3 separate regions of the Homo sapiens genome follow, and all the other regions are linked to region 1. A link is an interaction called in ENCODE POLR2A ChIA-PET data of the cell type or tissue named here. Cell type or tissue: OCI-LY7. All regions are shown on one strand. Each heading gives the region's core, and the rest is flanking DNA. Links, peaks and the distances in the headings are about the cores only. Region 1 overlaps AXDND1 (axonemal dynein light chain domain containing 1). Region 2 overlaps TDRD5 (tudor domain containing 5). Region 3 overlaps AXDND1 (axonemal dynein light chain domain containing 1).

Region 1 (8,086 bases), core at 1,954-6,953:
TGCCTTCTGCTAGCTTTTGGATTTGTTTGCTTTTGCTTCTCCAGTTATTCTAATTGTGATGTTAGGGTGTTGATTTGAGATCCTTCTAGTTTTCTGATGTGGGCATTTAGTGCTATAAATTTCCATCTTAACGCTGCTTTAGCTGTGTCCCAGACATTCTGGTGTGTTGTCTCTTTGTTCTCATTGGTTTCAAAGAACTTCTTGATTTCTGCCTTAATTTCATTATTACCCAGGAGTCATTCAGGAGCAGGTTGTTCAATTTCCATGCAGTTGTATGGTTTTGAGTGAGTTTCTTAATCCTGAGTTCTAATTTGATTGCACTGTGGTCTGGGAGATTGTTTGTTATGATTTCAGTTCTTTTGCATTTTCTGAGGAGTGTTTTACTTCCAATTGTGTGGATGATTTTAGAATAAGTGCCATGTGGCACTGAGAAGATTTGTTGATTTGGGGTTGAGAGTTCTGTAGATGTCTATTAGATCTACTTGATCCAGAGCTGAGTTCAAGTCCGAAATATCCTTGTTAATTTTCTGTCTCATCAATCTGTCTAATATTGACAGTGGGGTGTTAAAGTCTCCCACTACTATTGTGGAGTCTAAGTCTCTTTGTAGGTCTCTAAGAACTTGTTTTATGAATCTGGGTGCTTCTGTGTTGGGTGCATACATATTTAGGATAGTTAGCTCTTTCATTGAATTGATCCCTTTACCATTATGTAATGCCCTTCTTTGTCTTTTTTGATCTTTGTTGGTTTAAGGTCTATTTTGTCAGAGACTAGTGTTGCAACCCCTGCTTTTTTTGCTTTCCATTTGCTTGGTAATTAATAACCTACCAACCAAAAAAAGCCAAGGACCACACAGATTCACAGCCAAATTCTACCAGAGGTACAAAGAGGAGCTGTTACCATTTCTTCTGAAACTATTCCAAACAATTGAAAAGGAGGGACTCCTCCTTAACTCATTTATGAGGCCAGCATCATCCTGATACCAAAACCTGGCAGAGACACAACAAAAAAAAGAAAACTTCAGGCCAGTATCCCTGATGAACATTGATGCGAAAATCCTCAATAAAATACTGGCAAACCGAATCCAGCAGCACATCAAAAATCTTATCCACCATGATCAAGTCGGCTTTATCCCTGGGATGCAAGGGTGATTCAACATACACAAATCAATAAATGTAATCTATCACATAAACAGAACCAATGACAAAACCCACATGATTATCTCAGTAGTTGCAGAAAAGGCCTTTCACAAAATTCAACATCCCTTTATGTTAAAAACTCTCAATAAACTAGGTATTGATAGAACATATCTCAAAATAATAAGAGCTATTTATGTCAAACCCACAGCCAATATCATACTGAATGGGCAAAATCTGGAAGCATTCCCTTTGAAAAGACAAGGGTACCCTCTCACCTCTCCTATTCAACATAGTATTGGAAGTTCTGGCCAGGACAATCAGGCAAGATAAAGAAATAGAGAGTATTCACATAGGAAGGGTAGAGGTCAAATTATCTCTGTTTGCAGTTGACATGATTCTATGTTTAGAAAACCCCATCGTCTCAGCCCCAAAACTCCTTAAGCTGATAAGCAACTTCAGCAAAATCACAGGAAACAAAATCAACGTGCAAAAATCACAAGCATTTCTATGCACCAACAATATACAAGCAGAGAGCCAAATCATGGATTAACTCCCATTCATAGCTGCTAAAAAGAGAATAAAATACCTAGGAATACAGCCAATAAGGGATGCGAAGGACCTCTTCAAGGAGAACTACAAAACACTGCTCAAGGAAATAAGAGAGAACTGAAACAAATGGAAAAACATTCCATCCTCATGGATAGGAAAAATCAATATTGCGAAAATGGCCATACTGCCCAAAGTAATTTATAGATTCAATGCTTTTCCCATCAAGTTAGCATTGACATTCTTCACAGAATTAGAAAAGACTACTTTAAATTTCATATGGAACCAAAAAAGAGCGCATATTGCTAAGACAATCCTAAGAAAAAGAACAAAGCTGGAGGCATCATGCTACCTGATTCAAACTATGCTACAAGATGACAGTAACCAAAACGTCATGGTACTGGTACCAAAACAGACATATAGACCAATGGAATAAAACAAACAGAGACCTGAGAAATAACACCACACATCTACAACCATCTGATATTTGACCAACCTGACAAAAACATGCAATGGGGAAAAGGTTCTGTTTAATAAATGGTGCTAGGAAAACTGGCTAGTCATATGCAGAAAACTGAAACTTGACCCCTTCCTTACATCTTATATAAAAATTTACTCAAGATGGATTAAAGACTTTAAAATCCCAAACAATAAAAACCCTAGAAGAAAATCTAGGCAATACCATTCAGGACATAGGCATGGGCAAAGATTTTATGATGAAAATGCCAAAAGCAATTGCAACAAAAACCAAAATTGACAAATGGGATCTAATTAGACTAAAGACCTTTTGCATAGCAAAATAAACTATCATCAGAGTGAACAGGCAGCCTACAGAATGGGAGAAAAGTTTTGCAATCTATCCATCTGACAGAGGTCTAATATCCAGAATCTATAAGGAACTTAAACAAATTTACAAGAAAAAAAAATGAACAACCCCCTCAAAAAGTGGGCAAAGGATATGAACAGACATTTCTCAAAAGAAGACATTTATGTGGCCAACAAACATGAAGAAAAAAAAAGCTCAACATCACTGATAATTAGAGAAATGCAAATCAAAACCACAATGAGATACATCTCATGCCAGTCAGAATGGTGATTATTAAAAAGTCAAGAACCAATAGATGCTGGTGAGGCTGTGGAGAAATGGGAATGCCTTTACATTGTTGGTGGGAATGTAAATTGGTTCAACCATTGTGGAAGACAATGTAGTGATGCCTCAAGGATCTAGAACTAGAAATACCATTTGACAGCAATCCCATTACTGGGTATATACCCAAAGGAAGATAAATCATTCTACTGTAAAGACACGTGCACATGTATATTTATTGCAGCACTATTTACAACAGCAAAGACATGGAACCAACCCAATGCCCATCAATGGTAGACTGGATAAAGAAAATGTGGTACATATACACCATGAAATACCATGCAGCCATAGAAAGGAATGAGATCATGTCCTTTGCAGGGACATGGATGAAGCTGGAAGCCATCATCCTCAACAAACTAACACAGGAACAGAAAACAAAACACTGCTTGTTCTCACTCATAACTGGGAGTTGAACAATGAGCACACATGGACACAGGAAGGGGAAAAACCACACACTGGAGCCTGTTGGAGGGTGCAGGGGCAAGGGGAAGGAGGGCATTAGGACAAATAGCTAATGCATGCTTGGCTTAAAACCTAGATGATGAGCTGATAGGTGCAGCAAACCACCATGGCACACGTATACCTGTGTAACAAACCTGCACATTCTGCACATGTATCCCCAAACTTAGAGTAAAAAAAAAAAAGTCTATGTTGAACACAAAAAGCTCGGTAGATATCAGCTTTACACTTTTTTCTTCTTTGAATATATATTTGCTTATGCAGGGTAAAGATTAGTAACTTTTGCTTTCATGTGTAGCTTAAAATGACAGCTCTACTGTATATTACATTGTAAAGCTTTGTTTCTCCCAACATATGTCTTCTTCATCTATAAAAGAGACACTCACTGAAAAAAAAAAAAAAAAAAGGAAAGAAATTAGGAAAATCTCCTTGGGTGGCAGTGAGTGTAACCCGCACAGACCTAGGGGGACTGAACAAAGGGGGGCAAATGTGGGAATAAAAGACAAAAGAGTATATTTGGAAGAAGGGGTCGGGGGCACCTTGCCTCTAGTGGACAAGGACCCTGAGCTTTACAAAGCCCTCTGTATTTATTAGGCAAAAGAGATAGCGAGAAAGGGGGCGGGTGATTGTCGGGTAATTGTCAGTGGGCCATTTGGTTCTCAGCAGGCTTGCGAGACTGCATCCTTTGAACAATAGGTGCTAGATTTCTCAGTAGGTAACTTCAAGGAGCCTGGTGGCAGGGAGTGATGTCCTTCAGCAAACCTTTTGGTGGCAGGCGCAGTGTGAGTTTGCTCACATCCTGCCTTCATGATAAAGTTTGCTGTTTGATCATATAGCCGCCAGTGGAATGCTGAGTTGGTCACATCCCACAGGCCTTTGGCTCCCTACATATCCCCCTTTCTGTTTATGTATTAATTGAAAGAATGTAAGGCCAGGCTGGGCAGCTCTCATTTTCCAATTGGCGGTCCATCCGATTTTACAGACTATGAACAGAAGACAGAGACAAAACAACATTATTCCAAGAACTACATATAAGATGTTAAGGTGGTGCTTCAGATAGGTCCAAGGGTTGAGGCTCTCCAGGCCTTGCTGGAATTCAGTCCAGTCTTCAAAAGAAGGCTGAAATTCTTGAGTTTACCTATTTAAATCAAGAATTTTGTTTTGCAATTCACCAATATTAAAGGTAATGGCCGGGCATTGTGGCTCATGCCTGTAATCCCAGCACTTTGGGAGGCTGAGGTGGGTGGATCACCTCAGGTCAGGAGTTCAAGACCAGCCTGACCAGTATGGTGAAACCCTGTCTCTACTACAAATACAAAAATTAGCCAGGCATGGTGGCAGGTGACTATAATCCCAGCTACTCAGGATGCTGAGGCTGGAGAATTGCTTGAACCTGAGAGGCAGAGGTTGCAGTGAGCCAAGATCGTGCCACTGCACTCCAGCCTGGGCCACAGAGTGAGACTCCATCTCAAAAATAAGTAAATAAATAAATAAATAAATACATAAAAATAAAACAAAGGTGATGTTGGATGTGAAAGCTACCGGCAAATCGGCTTTCACAAGGTCCCACAGATACTTTGGTTATATTCTACGTTGGTGACACAAATATGAGTGTGATTAAAATGACAATGCATTTGCTGCTGCAACTGCAAGCTTTGTACTTGTTCCCCTAACCATAGGACCGTGGATTTTAACATTACCACTTCAATTTGTAACTCAGTGTTAATTTTATTCTGAAGTGGCCACGCTTGGTCGGCTGTGTGCATCCACTTCTTCAGGTACTGAGCTCTTTGAATAGAATCATGCAAAGCTACAGAGGACATCACAACAGAAGTTATTAGTGTGACCAAGGAAACAATAGCAAAAATTATCATGCTTAAGGCTCTAGGACACGATGAGTAAGCTGAGTTAGAAGTTTCACAAAATGCAAAGCAGGTGTGGCAGCCCAAGGCTCAGACAGATTAACAGGAATCCGTAGCCCAGGGATGCGACCTAAAAACCAAAAACCTGAAAGTAGGGATATTATGTGTTTGCAATGTGCTATGATTAATGCAGTGATATAACTGGCAAGATTTGCAGGTCAATTGGGTATTGTTTACCTGGAGCTGGTCCTTCCTAGCTGCCAAAAAAAGCGACTGTGTCGCTTACCATTGCTATTATTGGATAATATTCCAACCCAGATGTTGCCATTCATAAATGGGAGTGCTGCCTTCTATATCGTCTCTTGAATTGGTCCTTTCCTCCCTGGATAATGCCAGAGGAAAAGGTGGGCTAAAGCCTGCTCCATGCCAAGCAATCTGGGCGGCAGACTGGGATTGGATCTCGGTGTTGTATAAAGAAGAAGCATTAAAAGCTTGCTACCAATGCCAGCGAAGTTTGTGCTATGATTTCTGATTTTCATCTTTTCCATCTAATTGACCTTTAGGTCTCCAATCCACAATGTCTCCAGTTACCATAGATTGTTTTCTAGCCAGTGGACCAAGACACTGGGCCCACAGAAGGGGATAGGAGCTATTGAATGGAATCTATTCTGTATAATCAGCACAATTAGGGCGACTGGGCCAGGAATGGTTGGTGAGCACACCAGTTACATTAATAGAACCAAGACCTAATAAGTACATAATTTTTCCATAGTGACTCAACCATGTTTGAGCTTGAATTGTAAGACAGCTATGGCTGAGCGATGTCTGTGTAGTGATACACAAAGGAAGTCCTTCCAGTGGAAGGTATAATTAATGACATTATTCTGAGAATCTAACTGTTCTATGTCAGGGGGAGTTAGGGGTCCTGGAGCCTACTCTCCCTGATCATGACAAATCTCAGGAGGAGTTTCACTCCAAAGTTTAGGTCGTACTGCTGGGGGATTGGGAACATATGCCCAGTATGTTTTTGCCTCTGCACAGGGAAAACATACTGCACAGGACATTATGGCTAACATGGCCAAGAATATGGAATCAGGGGTTTTTGCCTGTCCCTGATGCTCCAGTAGTTTCTCAGCTTCCTGCATGGTTTTCTTGAGTTGTCCCCAGGTTATGAGGGTTGATGTCATCGTGACCCTTGTCAGCCTTCTCTCCGTCTTTGCACTCAGGCTCAGCTGGCTCATGGCTCGTACCGGAGGGACCGGGCCCATGGTTGGCCACCCTGGGTTCCTCCAGTCTCCCATTCCATGGCCACACGCACCTTGAGGGCACCCACATGGTTTCTCCATCTCCTGTAAAAACACAAGCATACCCTTGTCCCTACGTCAGTAAATCCACTGGACCTTTCCATTGTCCTTCTTCTGCAGATATCCGTAACATTTTCGGATAAATTTTCCTCTTTTCCTCTAACACTTGCCAGTGTCTTTCTGCTGGAGTCTTATCATTTGTACCAGGAGTCAAAAAATTTAAAGTAAATAAAGCTAAATATAGTTTTGATTGAGGTGGCAGTTGGCTTCCTATACCCCCTTTTTGTCTTTTCAACATGCATTGTAATGTTTGATGTGCCCACTCTATAATGCCTTGTCCTCTAGGATTATAAGGAATTCCTATTTTGTGGGTTATAGCCCAAAGCTGTAAGAAATTTTGAAAAGCATACTAGTATAAGCAGATCCATGGTCAGTTTTAATTGTTCAGGTATCCCATATGAGCAACTGATGACAGACAATGTCACTGTACATGACCAGCTGTCTCACCTGTTTGGCATGTAGCATGCAGCATATGAGAATAAGTGTCTATAGTCACATGAACATAGCTGAGCTTAGCAAAGGTTGCTATGTGTGTAACATCCATTTGCCAAATTTCATTTGGAGCCAAACCTCATAGGTTACAGCATTCTACAGGTGTGGCTCCAGGGAGACATGCTGGCAAGTAGGACTGGCTTGTATTATAGCCCTAGCTTGGCTGTGACATAAATGGAACAGGCGAGTAAGGGCAGAAGTATTTTGGTGCAGCAGCGTGTGAGACACTTGAGCTTGCTGAAACACAGAACCAATCAATTTGTCTGCTTCTCATTACCTAGAGATAGTGGCCCAGAAAGTTGTGTGTGAGAGCAAATAAGAGAAATGTGAAGAGAAGCTGCACGAGAGCGAATAACTTGTTGAAGTCTTAAAAATAAATTCAGCAGTTCTGGGTCTAGTATACTTTTAATTGTAGCAGTTTCTATGCGACCGGCTACATTTACAGCATAAGCTGAATCACAGACAATGTTGATAGGATCTGAAGCTGTGAGCTCTAAAACCTGAATGACTGTAATTAGCTCTGAGTGTTGAGCTGAAACCCCAGAGGTCATTATTGTTTGAGTATGTTTTGGTCCACAGATAGTGGCACAACCTTTGGAAGGGCCATCAATAAAATAAGTTTGTCCACCTGGAGTAGGGTGAGGGAATCAATGTACCTCCGGGAACCCATCCCTGAAACGGGGTTGAGGTCTGGACTAGGAATACTCTTACTGTGTGTGGGGCCCAAGTCCAGGCCCTTGTCTCGTTACCCGGCAGGAGAGTGCCATTCTGATGAATTTTGAGCAGCACTGATTGGCCCATTGATTTCCTTTGTTACAGCAAGGACAAAGTCCTGCGTTTTTTCCGTTGGGTGGGGCACAGCATTGTAAGGTCCTTTCTATCCTAACATATGGCGGCATTCCTTTTTAAAATGTCCAGTTTTTCCACAATTATAACATTTTCCCATTTTAGGGCTTGACCTTTGGCTCCTTTTAGATTTGTCAACTGCCAAATTAGCCATTGCTTGTGCTAACACTGCAGAGCAATGAAGCTCAGTTCCTACATCCTGACAAGCTCTGAGAAAATTTCCCAAGTTTTTT
Region 2 (8,086 bases), core at 1,570-6,569, 180 kb after region 1:
AGCTGGCTAACTGCATGCTTGTCAAATTCTTTTTCTTTGAAATTCAGAAAGATTATCATGAATTGTTCAGTTATTTCTCATTCTTTTCATCAAAGAAAGTCTTCATTTTTTAAAATGGCTTTTGTTAAATTGACCTCCAGAAAAGTATCAATATATGTTTCAACTCAGAGTGTGGTAGTGTCTTTTTTTTCCATACTTTCTAATTATATAACTCTTAGGATTCTGTGTGGTTATTAACTCAAATGTCAATCCTTGAAAGATGGTTAAGTACAAAAATTTTTTCTCATCAAAAAGCTAAACATAGAGTCTGATTGTTTCACATCCATTTTTGGTTACTGACAAAGTTGATTTTTTTTAGTCAGCCATTTTTATTACTTTTAAGTTACTTTTAAATTCATTTTAATGTTTTTTAAGACGGGTCTCCCCTGGTTAGTCTCCTTTCAGACTTTTTTTCTATTTTTTTCCTGAAAGTTTAGAATTGTTTTTGTAAGTTCCAAAATTTCAATGAGATTTCTTAGAATTAAGTTTAAAATTTTTGAAGAGACTTCATGCATTTCATTAAGTGTATTCATTCATTGACATGTTGTAGTTGTCTATTTATTCAAGTATTAATCTTATGCCTTTCATTGCAGATATTTAGTTTTCTTTATTAGAGTTTGGCACATTTCTCGAAATTGTATTCTTAGATATTGTATGTTGTGATACTTTTTTTTTTTTTGATGGAGCCTTGCTCTGTCACCCAGACTGGAATGCAGTGGTGTGATCTCAGCTCACTGCAACCTCCTGGGTTCAAGCTATTCTGCTGCCTCAGCCATCCAAGTAGCTGGAATTACAGGGGTTGCCACCATACTTGGCTAATTTTGGTATTTTTTGGTAGAGATGGGGTTTCATCATGTTGGCCAGGTTGGTCTCGAATTCCTGACCTTGAATGTCTGCCTCGGCCTCCCAAAGTGCTGGGATTATAGGTATGAGCCATCATGCCTGGCTAGTTGTGATACTGTTTTTGCCATTAAGACTGGAACTCTAAGTGTTCATGGTTCAGAAAGAAAGAAATTGACTATTAAATATTATTTTGAAACTACCTTAGCAAACTTGGTTGTTTCAATAGTTTTCCCATAGGTTTTCCAAGTAGACTACCCTACCATTTATGAACAGTAGATTTGCTGTGCCCTTTTCAGTATTTAAAGTTCTTATTTCCATTTTCTAAATTTATTGTGCTGACTAAAAGTTCCAAAAAAAATTAATTATAATGTATATTTCTTTTTTCAGAAACTTCCCACTCTATAGAATTTAGCAGGAAGACTCTGCCTTTTAACTGTGAGAGCCAGGCAATAACGAATGCAGAGTTGAGGACATTTGCTCATGGCATGGCTCCAAGTTGAGGAGTGAGAGAGATGCAGATACACTTTCTTCTATCTTTTCTTTGAGTTTCATCCTGAGTTTTGCAGCTCTAATAATTCCTCATAGATGCAGCCTAATAACCACATTTCACTTCCAGTTGAAGTTTTTGCCACCAGAACAATTTAAATCTTGTTCTGAGAGGGGGTGTGGGTTCTAATTCCCAAACTATGTATTTTAATTTATGGTAGGACAAACACTACAAAATTATCAGACCTCACATAATCCTATTTACAAAAAGTGCAACTTTCCATTTCTTCAAAACTGTAGATCTATTAGTTTGTTAGGTGTTCCCTCAAAACTCTACAAGTTTGTGTTTTTATGTGCATAGAAAAATATATTACAAAATTAAAGTGTAAACTTTTTTCTTTTTGATCATCTGTATCTTTTGTTCTTCCAAAGTGAACATGCATCATTTTTGTCACAAGAAAATATTATTAAAATGAAGAAAAAAAAGTTTTTCCTTTGTAAAATGAGGATCAGAATGTCTTCACTTTCCTCTTGCAAGAGAAACAGGCTGGCTTGGCCTTTTGTATCCCACCCCTGCCCATTGCTTTATTTCACAAAGCAATGTGTTAGAACAGTTTAAAGCCTCTTTTGAAAGGCGTTCAATTTTCTTTATTTTGACTTCTTGAGAGGGAATTTAGAGGAGAAATGAACATTTTAATGGGTGAATAGCATATGAATTTAGCTATATTTTCTAGTGGGTGAAGCCTCAGATGCTGTGTCCAGCCCAGGTCATCAGAATTTTCTGCATTGTGTGTAGTTCTAGACCACAGATTACGTTGCTTTCTATTAATAGGTATTTACCTTTAAGAGTAGCAATTTGTCAAGGAACAGAGATCTGGCATTTCTAGGATCTCTAGTCTTAATACCATTTAAGAGTACATCATCCTGCCAGGTGCAGTGGCTCATGCCTGTAATCCTAGCACTTTGGGAGGCGGAGGTGGGTGGATCATTTGAGGTCAGGAGTTCAAGACCAGCCTGGGCAACATGGTGAAACCCCATGTCTACTAAAAATACAAGAATTAGCTGGGGTGTGGTGGCACATGCCTGTAGTCCCAGCTACTCAGGAGGCTGAGGTAGGAGAATCTCTTGAACCCAGGAGGCAGAGGTTGCAGTGAGCCGAGACTGTGCCATTGCACTGCAGCCTGGGTGACAGAGTGAGACTTTGTCTCAAAAAAAAAAAAAAAAAAAAAGAGTACCCCATTCTACCTATTCCCTGCCCCCTCTGTCTTACAGATTCAAGACCTTATTGTAACATTCACCATGAGATTAAGGTAGATAAACTTGGACTTATAAATAAATATCTTCTCATCTAAATGAAATCAGGGTGGTCTTAGTTTGCACCTAACTTTTAATTTGCACCTAAACAATTGATAGTTTTTACATGAATTAGATGCTTTGCTTGGCATTGCATATAAGAGGTGAAACATTTTATTTCACCTGATAACCTGACTCAACTGTAGTTCAAGAGTATCCTTCATAAATAATTGGATATATTAACAATTATCAGAAGGAGCTATTCAGTGGGTTAATTAATGCAGTTCTCTGGGGGTTATATTCTCTGGCCAACTTAGAGTAGCTTTTCTGTAGCTGTTTTCCCACAAGTTCAGATGAAGTATTTAGTATGGCAAATCAAATTCCATACTGCCTGGCTTTAGTCAAATAAGTCAGACCCTACATAATCCTATTTATAGGGTCTTAGTTCTGGCTGCTATAACAAGCTACCGCAAACTGGGTGGCTTGTAAACAACAAATATTTATTTTTCAACATTCTTGGAAGCATGGATTTTTCAACATCTTGAAGTCAAAGATCATGGCTCTGGCATATAAGGTGTCCAGTGAGATCCTTCTTCCTCATTCATAGATAGAGGTCTTTCATTGTGTCCCCACAATGCAAAAGGGGCAAGGGATCTCGCCAAGGCCTCTCTAATAGGGGCACTAATCCCATTCATGGGGGCCTTTCCCTCATGATCTAATCAGCTCCCAAAGGCTCCACCTCCTAATACTATCACCTTGGGGGTTAGGATTTCAACTTAGGGATTTGGGGAGTGGGGAGTAGAGAGGGATACATCTATACTATAGCATATACCTAACAAATATTTAAGCAGCTGAAAGCATTGGTGCTGTATGTTTCTGTGCCAGTTTTGTGATCTTTGTAAGAAATGTATTAATGTTTTCCCATATGGCCAAAAGGTCTGAAGTATATTCATCTGAGATGTGACTTCTGTTTCTTTCTGCTTTTAGCCATGTGCATCCTCTTTCCAAAGTGCTTTCATCATTAGATAATGTTTCTAAATTATCCAGGTGTCTGTTTTTAAATTTTTTTATTACAAAAGTAATATAGATTGATTACAGAAAACTTGAAATACAGAAAAGCACAAAAGAAAATAAAGATCACCTGTGTACTCTTATCACATGAAAATTTGACTTAAAAAATTAAAATCATTCTGGTTCTTAGTTTGTGACCTGCTTTTTTTCCTCTTATGCATTGCGAATGTGCCACATTACTAAATATTCTAATGCAACATAATTTTAAATGATGGTATCAATGTGCCATGATTTTAAATGATGGTGTGAATGTGCCATAATTTTAAATGATGATATGAATGTGCCATAATTTGACTTGTAGCCTAAGTTGGGCATTTGCTCTATTTTCAGTTTTTGCTATTAAAAATAACCTTATGATGAAAATCTTGCTCAAGTATGCACACATCTCTGTTACTCCACAGGATAAATTTCTAGAAGAGCCATCATTGATTGAAAGGAATGTTTACTTTTATGGCTTATCTTGTATGTGGCTAGGTTGTCATCCATAAGAATTGTTTCAGTTGACACTCACATAGATTGTGTGTGTGCTCCTTTCCTTGTACCTTTGCTGGTACTCAGTACAAATGGAGTTTCCTTCAGAGATCCCTCCCCACCCACCTGCATTTCCTTTCTGATACCTTCAGGTGTATTATCCTTTTGTGACACTCGGGGGAGGGGGGGTTTAAAAATATTTTTAATTGATGAGTAAAAATTTTATATATGGTGCACAACTTGATGTTTCGATGTATGTATACATTGTGGAATGGCTAAATCAAGCTGTTTGACATGTATTACCTCACATACTTGTCATTTTTTGTGATGAGAACACTTAAAATTTACTCTTAATTTTCAAATACACAATATATTGTTAAGTGTAGTCAACATGATACACAATAGATCTTTTGAACTTACTCCTCCTAACTGAAAGTTTGTGTCCTTTGGCCAATGTCTTCTCAATCCTCCCACCCCTCAGTGTCTGGTAACCACGATTTTACTCTGTGTCTACAAGTTTGACTTTTATGCACTTCCCATATAAGTAAGATCATGTGGACTCTGGGTTTTTTCATTATAATAATTGTAATTACATATATATATGATCGATTCAGGTCTATCTCTGCAAGTTCCATGAGGACAGGGACCATATCTAGCTTATTTACCTCTGTATATCCAGCACTTAATACGGTGTACAGCACATAGTATGATCTCAATACCTATTTGTTGAATGAGTAAGTGGGTATTTTTAAAATTTTATAATTTGATGGGCAAATAACTGTCTCTGTTAACGTGTATGTATTTGAGGTTGAACTTTATGCTTTAATTTGCTACTTAGTCTTCTATTTTATTGCCTATTCATGTTTTGATTCATTTTTCTGAAGAGTATATCTTTTTGATTGAAAGCTCTTTCTCTTCTGAGGTCCTATAAGCTCCTATCTGAATATAGCATATTTTATCACTTTCCATCTTCATTTTCTAGTTCTATCTCATTCGCTTGGTTTATTCCCCATTCTTCATGTTTGATGTATAGCATCTGACACTAAAAGCGTTGTTGAAATCACTGATTACCTCCCAATCTTACTTTTCCATTCCACATTATAACTTCTGCCCTCTATAATTATAGATATCCCTAACTTTTCCTGGGCTTTAAAAAATCTCCACTGCATTCAGTTTAAAGTCACCTTAATTTAGACATTTTGCTTGAGGTAAACTTTTTTTTTTTTTTAACTTTTTTCAGAAGCATTCTATTCCTAGCTAAAAGCTCATCATTTTGCTATCTTAAACCTGAGATTGGCAAATATGTTCTCTAACAGATTACATAGTAAATATTTGAGGCTTTGCAGGCTAAATATTCTCTGCTTTTACTAAACATTGTCCTTATAGCACTAGGGCAGCCATAGGCAATATATGAATGAGTGAATATGGCTGTGTTCTAATAAAACTATGGACACTGAAATTTGAATTTCATATAATTTTCACATGTCACAAATAATACCTTTTCCCACAGCCATTTAAAAATATAACCATTCTTAGCTTATGGGAAGCACAAAAAGAGGCCATAATTTGCTGACCTTTGTCATAAGCCATGATCCAGAGAGACACATCAAGTCTGTAATCACCATCCTGCCATTTACCTCCCAGTTTTCCAAGCTTTTATAATTGATTAAAAAACAACAAAAGCCTACCTCTTTGTTCCACGGTACTTTTGTTTCCTACATAGAACTTGAGGTCCTTGAGGCTGTTTCTCTGGTCTCATCATTCATCCCTGTAGAATCAGTGATTCCTTCCTCTCCATTGTCTTTCCTAATTTCTCTGGATTCCACCTTTGTCATATCCCTTCTTTTTCTATTCTCTCCCAGCACCCCAGTTAAAACTCTTGCCTAGAGAGTTGCAGTGGTTTCCTAACTGGTTGTCCACCCATCCAATCTAATTTTCTGTTGCCAGATTACAGTTCTGATAATCTGTCTCCCTTGCTAAAAATCTCTAGTATCAGTATCTCTGTTTTTGCTTGTATAACCAAGAAAAACTCCTTAGCTTGGCATTTAAGGTATTCTGTAATAGGACATTAATCCACCTTTCTAGTTTTTCTTTCACTATTTCCCTAATGCCTTAGGCAAACTATTTTATTCAATTTTCTTTATGAAGTTCCTTCTACCTTCAATGTTCTCTCTACCATGTCTGTCTGCAGAATTCTCTCCATCCTGCAAGATCCTTATAAAAGGAAGCCTTCTGGCACTTACAGCCTTAGGTTATAGATGTTTATGCGTTGATCTCACTTCCCTACTTAATTTTAAGTGCCCTGAGAGGAATTACACCATCAAAGGTAATCTTTTTTTGTCCCTGAAACACCTAGCACAGTGATAATTTAATACATTATTGTTATTGAATCTGCAAATGGGAGGAACCTTCGGATGGAAAGATCAGTTATATTTAGAAAGATTATCTTACTGTTCACTGGGAGAGCTTTAGGAAATTATCTCATGGCAACTACAGAAGAAATGTAAAGAATCTAAGACTAAGGGCTAGGTACCTTTTGTTAAAGCTAACGATATAATCATAGGTATCTAATCCTCTCCTTCCCAGACCCATGGAAATGCCCAAGAAAATGTGAAAATAGGGGAAAACCCTCATAAACTTGATAGGGAGCCATGTACTTGCCAAAACTTGGAGGGGCTTCTGCTGAATGCTGTGCCAATGGTATTGGATGAAAAGAAGAGTAGTCAGTTCCAGAGGGAGAATCCTGCCATGTAAGCGCTGCTTGCCAGAGGAGCAGGCAAGGGTCATGCTCACACCATGTGCCAGGCATTATGTTATGCACTCTTCGTGCCTCATCACATTTAGTTTTCTTGTCAGCCTTGTGAGAGATGGAGATTATCTTCATTTTTCAGGTGAAGAAACTGAGACCTAAAAGGTTACACAGTTTGTAAGTAATGTCAGGCCAAGTAAGAGAAGAAAGACCAAAAGAAACAGTTTAGAAGGAAAAAGTATTAATAGTGATTGTGTCTGGGTGGTAGGATTTTAGGTAATTGGTATTTTTCTTTATATCTTTGTGACTTAACTTTTTTTTTTTACATTCAGTTATCTACTTTAATGTCGATTGAACAAAACTCTACAATCTTTCACTCTGCTTTAGTTCTCCTGCTGTGGCTGTTCACTGGACCTTGGCTAAATGGATGTTCTCCCTGCTACTTTCTGATCACATCCTCCTGTCCTTCCAGCTTACTTCTCAATTATTCCCATGCATGATCATTTTATTTTAGTGGGGCCTCTGTATGCCATTGACTTCTCTCTACTAAAATCCTCAGACTCTACTGTCTTAACTCAGATTCCTCCTGTCCTGACTTCCTACCTGCTAAGTTTAGATTATCATCCAATATTTCCTTAACTTTATTTTCCCACCTTTTCTACTTTCTCAAATGTCTGACCTCCCTCCTCTTTCCTTTTACTTTCAGGAGTGGGCCTTGCTTCTGAACTCAGAGAATGCAGGAGCTATCAGATTTTAACTCTCTGTACCTTCTGACTCCACATTCACAGAGCCTTTCTTTGTACCCTTACCTTTTCCCCCACTCTCTTTGCTTCTATTACAACAGAAAAACTTTTCCTTCCTGTCCTTTAGGGCCAGTTGTCCCACCGTCCAGGGACGTTCCACCATCCCATCTCTTCCCTGCATTAGGCATTCATTAAGTATGTTTTCAATAAACATGGAGTACTTTTATAAATAGGAGAAAATTAGTAACAAAAATTCTTTCTGGGTAAGAGTATGGGATTGAGTAATAGACTCTAGAATAATTGTTAGAGAATGTTTGTTAGCCTAGAAAATTCCTCAGCATTTAGTTTCATAATGATTCTATCTACTCTAAGTGTATTTTGTATGGTATGA
Region 3 (8,086 bases), core at 1,646-6,645, 58 kb before region 1:
CTGCCTCAGCCTCCCGAGTAGCTGGGATGACAGGTGCCTGCCACCACATCTGGCTAGTTTTTTAACTTTATTTTTAATAGCGATGGTGTTTCACTATATTGGCTAGGCTGGTTTTGAACACTTGACCTCAGGTGATCCGCCCATCTTGGCCCCCTAAAATACTAGGATTATAGGCGCGAGCCACCATGCCCGGCCCCAACATATTCTTTAATTATATGTTTGTGTATATGTGCATAAAATATTGTGTGTATAATATATGTCTAATTATATAAAATATATATAATGTATAACATATAATGTATAATGTATACATATGCATTATATATGTATATACAGGTATATACTGTACACATATATGTACATACATATATGTACATATATGTATATAATATATGCACATGTGTGTATCTACACACACATATATGTACATGAAGCATTCATCATTTTTAGCTAACAAAACAATTGTAATGGCCAACTTCTCCAGCATTTATTGGTGTGATAAGAACTGCTGTTCCATCATCCTGACAGCAGCTCATTCAGATCTTTGTGACTATGTAAAACCTCTAAGAGGGTGGAACAGAGAAAGAATCCGGAGGATTGGGAAATACAGCTCTAACATTTTTCCCCTGTACATATCCAAGAGAACCAGAATATCACAGCGCAGGACATCAATAGCTTGATGTCTTTTACTACCAATATATACGTTTAAAAATAGTTATGGTCCATGTTGTATATTTCAGGATCTTCCTGGGACACTAGAACTGGCCTGTTTCCACCAACCTCACATGCCACATCAGCTGCCAAATGGCATTGCCCTCAAAGCACACCCTCTCCCACCATTTCACAATATTGCAACTGTTATAGTCATTCTAAAATAATTTAAAATTTCATTTCATCCATAAAACCTTTCTAGCTTCTCTTAGACTAAAGCCCAACATGTTAAGCATGATTTGCAAGGCTCTCTGTGTTTAGTTCTCTAATTTCAACAATTTTATTCTTCATACTTCAACTGTATATTCAGTCATCCCTCATACTGAGGGATATGTGGGGGATTGGTTCCCAGACACCTGCAGATACCAGAATCTGTGTCCACTCAATTTCTGCAGTCAGCCGTACATGAGTCAGAAACTCATGTATATATATGGAAAGTTGGCCCTCTGTATATGAGGGTTTCATATCCGGTGAATACTGTATTTTCAGTCAGCGTTTGGTTGAAAAAATTCATGTATAAGCAGACCCATACAGTTCAAGGCTGTGTTGTTCAAGGGTCAACTATACTACATTTTCAGTTTGCCGAAGTCACCATGTGCTGTTGTGTCTCAGGACCTATGCATATGCTGTTCTCTACACTTTTCGGTTGCTTACCTAAATCCAAATCAGTTTCTTGTTCTCACTAATTGTTACTGCTTCCCGAAGTTTTCCCTGACTTGGTCTAAACTGTATTTGGGTGGTGTTGTTATTAGTTATTCCAGTAACATTCTATTCTCTGTTACAATGTCTTTATATTATACTTTTCTTTGGTTTGCGAATCTTCCCCTCTATATTGAAGGCTCCCCAATGGTAGGGACTGTGTCTATTTTAAGAAATAGTTCTATATTCCTTTCATCTAGCATATTTTCTGTCACTTACAATATGGTTAATAAATATTTGCTGAGCAAATTAATGAATTTTGGGCACGTTAATGTACAATCCTATAACCCAGGGCACCCAAATTTAATAATGTAGTTTTTTCTTTTTTTTTGAGATGGAGTCTCACTCTGTCACCCAGGCTGGAGTGCAGTGGCACGATCTCAGCTCACTGCAACCTTTGCTTCCCAGGTTCAAGTGATTCTCCTGCCTCAGCCTCCCAAGCAGCTGGGACTATAGGCACACACCACCACGCCCGGCTAATTTTTGTATTTCTAGTAGAGATGGGGTTTCGCCATATTGGTCAGGTTGGCCACAAACTCCTGACCTCAAGTGATCTGCCCCCTTCAGCCTCCCAAAGTGCTGGTGTTACAGGCATGAGCCACTGCAACTGGCCTTGAAATTGTAATATTTCTGTATTGTCATTCTTCACCACTAGAATCAGTTCCATGAGGGTAGGAACTTTTTATTTGCTTTTTTCACTATTAGTGTTCTTAGCTCGCAGTGCCAGGTATGCAGTAGATGCTGAATTAGTCTTTACTATGTAAACCAGTAAATACATTTGGAGTTTATAGAAGGATGTAATGGACAATCATTTCAGGGTACCATTGTAGTGATGAATTAATGCCTATTGTTTTCTGTCCTGGAAGTCTTAAAAGAGTCAATGACTCAAGATTCCGTCTCCTGGAAGAGTATATTTGGCCTAGCTTAGACCACTTGCCCACATCTTGGTTATCAGAGGATTTTTTTCTCCACTTTTCTGTATTTTGTTTTATTAAACTTCTTATTTTGAAATAATTTAAAGACTCACAGAAAAGTTGCAAATGTGATCAACCCTGGAAAACATTCCAGGGAAGCATGGTAGAAGATAACTGCTAAGAGATTGTTTAACTTGGCAGTGGTAATCACCATCAGCTTTCTAGAAAATAGTTTCAGAAGAGAGGTATGGGTGGAAATCAAATTGCAGGACAATTTTAGGAAGTTTGATGTTTAACACAAGTGATCGATGATAGATCAATCGATTGATCCATTGATAGATCATAATAACATGACAGCGGCCGGGCATGGTGGCTCATGCCTGTAATCCCAGCACTTTGGAAGGCCGAGGCAGGTCACCTGAGGCCAGGAGTTTGAGACCAGCGTGGCCAACGTGGCAAAACCCCATCTCTACTAAAAATACAAAAAATTAGCCAGACATGATGGCACGTGCTTGTAATCCCAGCTACTTGGGAGGCTGGGCAGGAGAATTGCTTGAATCCGGGAGGTGGAGGTTGTAGTGAGCTGAGATTTTGCGCCATTGCACTCCAGCCTGGGCGACAGAGTGAGACTCTGTGTCAAAATAATAATAATGATAATAACAATCACAACATGACAGCAATACATGTTCAAGGAAATATTTTTAGAAGGGGAAAAAGTTTATTATAGGTCAAAGGGGATGTAGAGTTGGAGATACACAGAAGTTAGGACTGATGGAATGAGACTCCTGAGGATATGGGCAAAGATGGAATCAAGCACCTAAGTGGAGGGAATAGCCATAGGAAAGAGAATATATTTTAACCTCATACTGAAGGAAAGGAAAGAGTTTGTGATATGAATGAGAAATTTCAGGTGGAGAAGAGAAAGAATGTGGGGGAACTCATGTTTAATGCCTCAGTCTTAGTAAAGTGTTATGTAAGGAGATCAGTTTTGCTGACACAGAGGACCATCTTACCCATTAGAAGGATATGTGTGGATCTCACCTGCTGTTATGTGGTATCCAGATAGAAAATTTGTTTTGTAAATATATTTTTCTTACTTTTTAGGGATATTTCTTTTCTGTACGATGTAACATATGCCAAAGGACAGACTAGGGAGAAGGCAGTTTGTCCCCCACATTTGGCCCGTTCATTACAGTCACATGATGGTGTCATTGTGCCCCATAAGGTAAATAAAGTATTTGACAAATAATCTTCTCTCCCTCTGTCTACTTTTAAAAATCATTTTAAAATGATTTTTAATATAAATATAAAATATAAAACAACGTCATACTATAACAACCTGCATTGCTCACCAATCTTCATAGCATTTTCAAATTACTTCTTAAAATGGGAAAAGGGTATTTAGCAGGAAAAGATCAAAATGTCTTATTTTAAGCCATTTTGCGAACCACAGTTAATCTGTTTTAATCTAAAAAACACAGCGTGGGAGATTATATTGTTTTTCCCTTAGAAATCCACATATAAAGTTGTAGGATTCTTATCTTTGGTATCTTGCTAAGTTGAATTTTAAATTCCCTGCTGAATTTAAAGGAAAGGAATCAATAAACTTCTGAATATATGGGATACATGTAACTAATACTAGCACCAAGGTTATTCTTTAATTTATGGTTATTTTAGAGATGTGTGCTCTGGTTAGTTTTTGTCATTTGCTATGACCCACATTGCTAATATTGTTATTTCTCCAATCAAAATTTTTCAACTTAAAAAATAGTATCTCTTTAGGTTAGGAATTAGGATTTGTGCAAGTGAATTTTTTCTCTATTAATATATTCATTCTTTTATTTTGCTTTTCTTTTCTTTTAAGCCAAAGACACTAACAGATACTTTGATTCCTGAAGAATTTCATATTGTGTCAAGTACAGGAGTTTCAGGTTTGGAGTGTTATGATGAGTGAGTACTATGATATGTAAAAAATACCTGCCCCAGCTCGGTGGCCCATGCCTGTAATCCCAGCACTTTGCGAGGCCAAGGCGGGTGGATCATCTGAGGTCAGGAGTTCAAGACCAGCCTGGTCAACATGGTGAAAGTCCGTCTCTACAGAAAATACAAAAATATTAGCTGGGTGTGGTGGCGGGTGCCTGTAATCCCAGCTACTGGGGAGGCTGAGGCAGGAGAATCACTTGAACCTGGGAGGCGGAGGTTGCAGTGAGCCAAGATTGCACCATTACACTCCAGCCTGGGCAACAAGAGTGAAACTCCATCTCAAAAAAAAAAAAAAAAAAAAAGAAAGAATACCTGACAAGTTGAACTGTTTCCTCCTTCCCATACATAGAAGAACCTGAGAATAGTACACTCATATTCCTGAGCAATATATAAACTGAAATGAGGAAACATTTGAGCCAGCCATCCTAATACAATTAAGAAAGATACAAATTGGCAGGGCGCGGTGGCTCACGCCTGTAATCCCAGCACTTTGGGAGGCTGAGGCGAGCAGATCACGAGGTCGGGAGATCAAGACCATCCTGGCTAACACGGTGAAACTCCGTCTCTACTAAAAATACAAAAAAATAGCCGGGCGTGGTGGTGGGTGCCTGTAGTCCCAGCTGCTTGGGAGGCTGAGGCAGGAGAATGGCATGAACCCAGGAGGCAGAGCTTGCAGTGAGCTGAGATCGCGCCACTGCACTCCAGCCTGGGCGACAGAGTGAGACTCCGTCTCAAAAAAAAAATACATAAATGAAAGAAAAAGATACAAATTAAAAAAAATAAAAACTAAAAGTACTTAAAAGAGTTTGGGATGTTAGTGATTAAATTATTCATATTTTTTCCTGCCATTTAATTTTGAATTTTTTAAAAAATGGAACTTTGTTTGAATGTGTGACTATGCCCTTTAGGAATGATTTTGAGCAATGATTATGGAGACAAAGGAAAGTAGCCCTCTGAGCCAGCATCTCATAATCCATGCTCCAGGGCTTGGCTCCACATTGCAGACTCATTATCTTGTCATCTTTGATTCCTGTTTATGGGATTGAAAATAGGATCTTGCTTTTATTTTCTGAAACAACACTTGAATGTTTTATAGTTTAGAAAATGAGAACTTTGGACTAAGGTTTTATAATAAAATATCCAGAGGCTGTCACTCTTTTGATATTGTCTTTCCAATATGTATGTTATAATATATTGCATTTCATTGTGATGGTATGTTTCAGAACAATATTTTGCCCAAGAGAACCAAATGAAATTCATTTTTTGGGTAACCTTTTATTTTAATGTAATTTCAGACATAAAAATGTTGCAAAAATGGGAAAAGGAATGCCTATATACCCTCTACCTTGAGTCACTGGTTGTTTACACTTTGTCTCATTTGCTCTTAAACATACACAAGCATGCATACACATGCACATATTTTCAAACTATTTAAGAGTAAATAATCAAATACTTCTACCACCAAATACTTTAGTGTGTATTTCCTAACAACCCATTAGTTATAGATCTTTTGGTGACTTTTTTTTTTTTTTTTTTTTCTTTGAGACGGAGTTTCGCTCTTATTGCCCAAGCTGGAGTGCAATGGCATGATCTCGGCTCACTGCAACCTCCGCCTCCCAGGTTCAAGCGATTCTCCTGCCTCAGCCTCCTGAGTAGCTGGGATTACAGGCAGGCACCACGGTGCCTGGCTAATTTTTTGTATTTTTGGTAGAAACAGGGTTTCACCATGTTAGCCAAGCTGGTCTCGAACTCCTGACCTCAGGTGATCTGCCCGCTTTGGCCTCTCAAAGTGCTGGGATTACAGGCATGAGCCACAGCACATGGCTGATTTTTTTTTTTTTTTTTTGAGACAAAGTCTTGCTTTGTCACCTGGGCTGGAGGGAAGTGGTGCGATCTCGGCTCACTGCAACCTCCGCCCCTTGGGTTCAAGCAATTCTCATGCCTCAGCCTCCCGAGTAGCTGTGACTACAGGTGCCTGCCACCATGCCCAGCTAATTTTTGTAATTTTAGTAGAGATGGGGTTTCGCCATGTTGGCCAGGCTGGTCTCGAACTCCGGACCTCAGGTGACCCACCCACCTCGGCCTCCCAAAGTGCTGGGATTACAGGTGTGAGCCACTGCACCTGGCCTTGATGAATTTTTTAAAATTTCATCATTTCTTCTGTATGATCATTATTTCTTCTGCCAATTTGTTATTTGGCATTTTACCATATGGAATAATGGATTTCTATTTTATTTGATGGATTTTAATTCTTTACTATCATTATTTTATTTTATTTTTTGGAGATGGAGTTTTGCTGTTGTTGCCCAAGCTGGAGTGCAGTGGCGTGATCTTGGCTCACTGCAACCTCCACCTCCTGGGTTTAAGCGATTCTTCTGCCTCAGCCTCCTGAGTAGCTGGGATTACAGGCACGCGCCACCACACCTAATTTTTTTTTTTTTTTTTTTTTTGTATTTTTAGTAGCGACGGGGTTTCACCATGTTGGCCAGGCTGGTCTTGAACTCCTGCCTTGGCCTCTGAAAGTGCTGGGATTATAGGCATGAGCCACCACGCCCAGCCCTTTATTTTTATTTTTTATTTTTTTGAGACAGAGTCTCGCTCTGTCATGGGTGGAGTGCAGTGGCACGATCTCTGCTCACTGCAACCCCCGCCTCCCAGGTTCAAGCAATTCTCCTGCCTCAGCCTCCTGAGTAGCTGGGATTACAGGCGCCTGCCACCATGCCCGGCTAATTCTTTTGTATTTTTAGTAGAGACGGGGCTTCATCATGTTGGCCAGGCTGGTTTCGAACTCCTGACCTCAAGTGATCTGCCCGCCTCAGCCTCCCAAAGTGTTAGGATTACAGGTGTGAGCCACCATGCCCGGCCCATTATTTTGATGCTCAAATTTTTCCAGATTTGGCCAATGGCCAAAGGCTGCTCCTTTGAGCTTTCTCTTGTGTTCTTTGGCCATGTCCCGATGATTATTTGAACACTTATTTTCTGGCTTGATAAGACTTCCAGGTTCATCTTGTATTTTCCAACTCCAGCCCTGGAATGGGTGGTGAGTCACTTCTCCAAGCAGTACTCATTCCTTTTAGTGGAGAATGGTACTTAGAAACCAAGATTCTGGGGGTTAGTTGTGCTAATTGATAAACAGGCCAGAAAATTTTCTTAAAATAACATTTACCTATCTTATTTATTGTAGCAAATACACTACTCTCCTCACAGATAGTGAAAACAGGCTATTGCTCTTCCCATCCATGTAAGTACAGTTTATTTTCTAAAGTCTTTCTCAGAAAGAATACCTATATACATACACATTTCTTGGTACTTTATTAAACAAAATTATTAAAATTATAGCAGCAACCCAAGGCAATAATTGCCTACAAGTTCATCATCTAATCAGTGTTTTCGTTTTTACAATTGTATATTCAATGTTTATATATTTCATTTGTCTAATTGCATATTAAATTTTACATATTTACATATATAGCATAATATTTAAATATGATAAAGTACTTTTATATTCTATGTTTAACCATTAGTATTTCTCCATTTTGCTATAGTCTTTTTTTTCCTTTTCTTTGTCCCTTTTCTTCTCTCACATTGTGAGGTAACCAATGTTAAAAGTTTGATGTTTATCTCCCTACATTTTTTCTTTTTCTATGTTCTTACACTGCTATATGATAGGTATATAGAATTTTTTTTGGGGGGAAGCATTATTTTCTTTTATGAAAAAGAGAATCATACTATTTGCATTTTTCTTCCTTTTTTCTACTATATTATTGATCTCCCAATAG

What was found. ChIA-PET counts read pairs that join two places held together with the same protein. Peaks named below come from ENCODE experiments on the same cell type or tissue, not always from the same donor. Only the 100,000 strongest peaks of a DNase experiment are listed, where the experiment ranks them.
Region 2: POLR2A ChIA-PET joins it to region 1 with 6 read pairs; 2 of 35 experiments call an interaction of 5 or more read pairs at or near these places.
Region 3: POLR2A ChIA-PET joins it to region 1 with 7 read pairs; 3 of 35 experiments call an interaction of 5 or more read pairs at or near these places.

What each region holds. Positions count from the first base shown.
Region 1 is chr1:179,433,393-179,441,478 of GRCh38, forward strand. All of the region lies in intron 15 of AXDND1 (axonemal dynein light chain domain containing 1), which reads left to right. Among named protein-coding and RNA genes, the nearest start is that of AXDND1, 71 kb to the left of the region's middle. RefSeq lists an enhancer at 7,862-8,086. In OCI-LY7, for the core only: no CTCF peak of the experiment used is centred there; DNase peaks (open chromatin) are centred at 4,019 and 5,039; H3K4me3 peaks cover 1,807 bases; H3K27ac peaks cover 2,924 bases.
Region 2 is chr1:179,610,360-179,618,445 of GRCh38, forward strand. The region is part of intron 4 of TDRD5 (tudor domain containing 5); the gene reads left to right. Among named protein-coding and RNA genes, the nearest start is that of TDRD5, 23 kb to the left of the region's middle. In OCI-LY7, for the core only: no CTCF peak of the experiment used is centred there; no DNase peak of the experiment used is centred there.
Region 3 is chr1:179,375,209-179,383,294 of GRCh38, forward strand. AXDND1 (axonemal dynein light chain domain containing 1) reads left to right here. Exons shown (of 26, transcript NM_144696.6): 5 at 3,429-3,549; 6 at 4,189-4,274; 7 at 7,492-7,548. Among named protein-coding and RNA genes, the nearest start is that of AXDND1, 13 kb to the left of the region's middle. In OCI-LY7, for the core only: no CTCF peak of the experiment used is centred there; no DNase peak of the experiment used is centred there.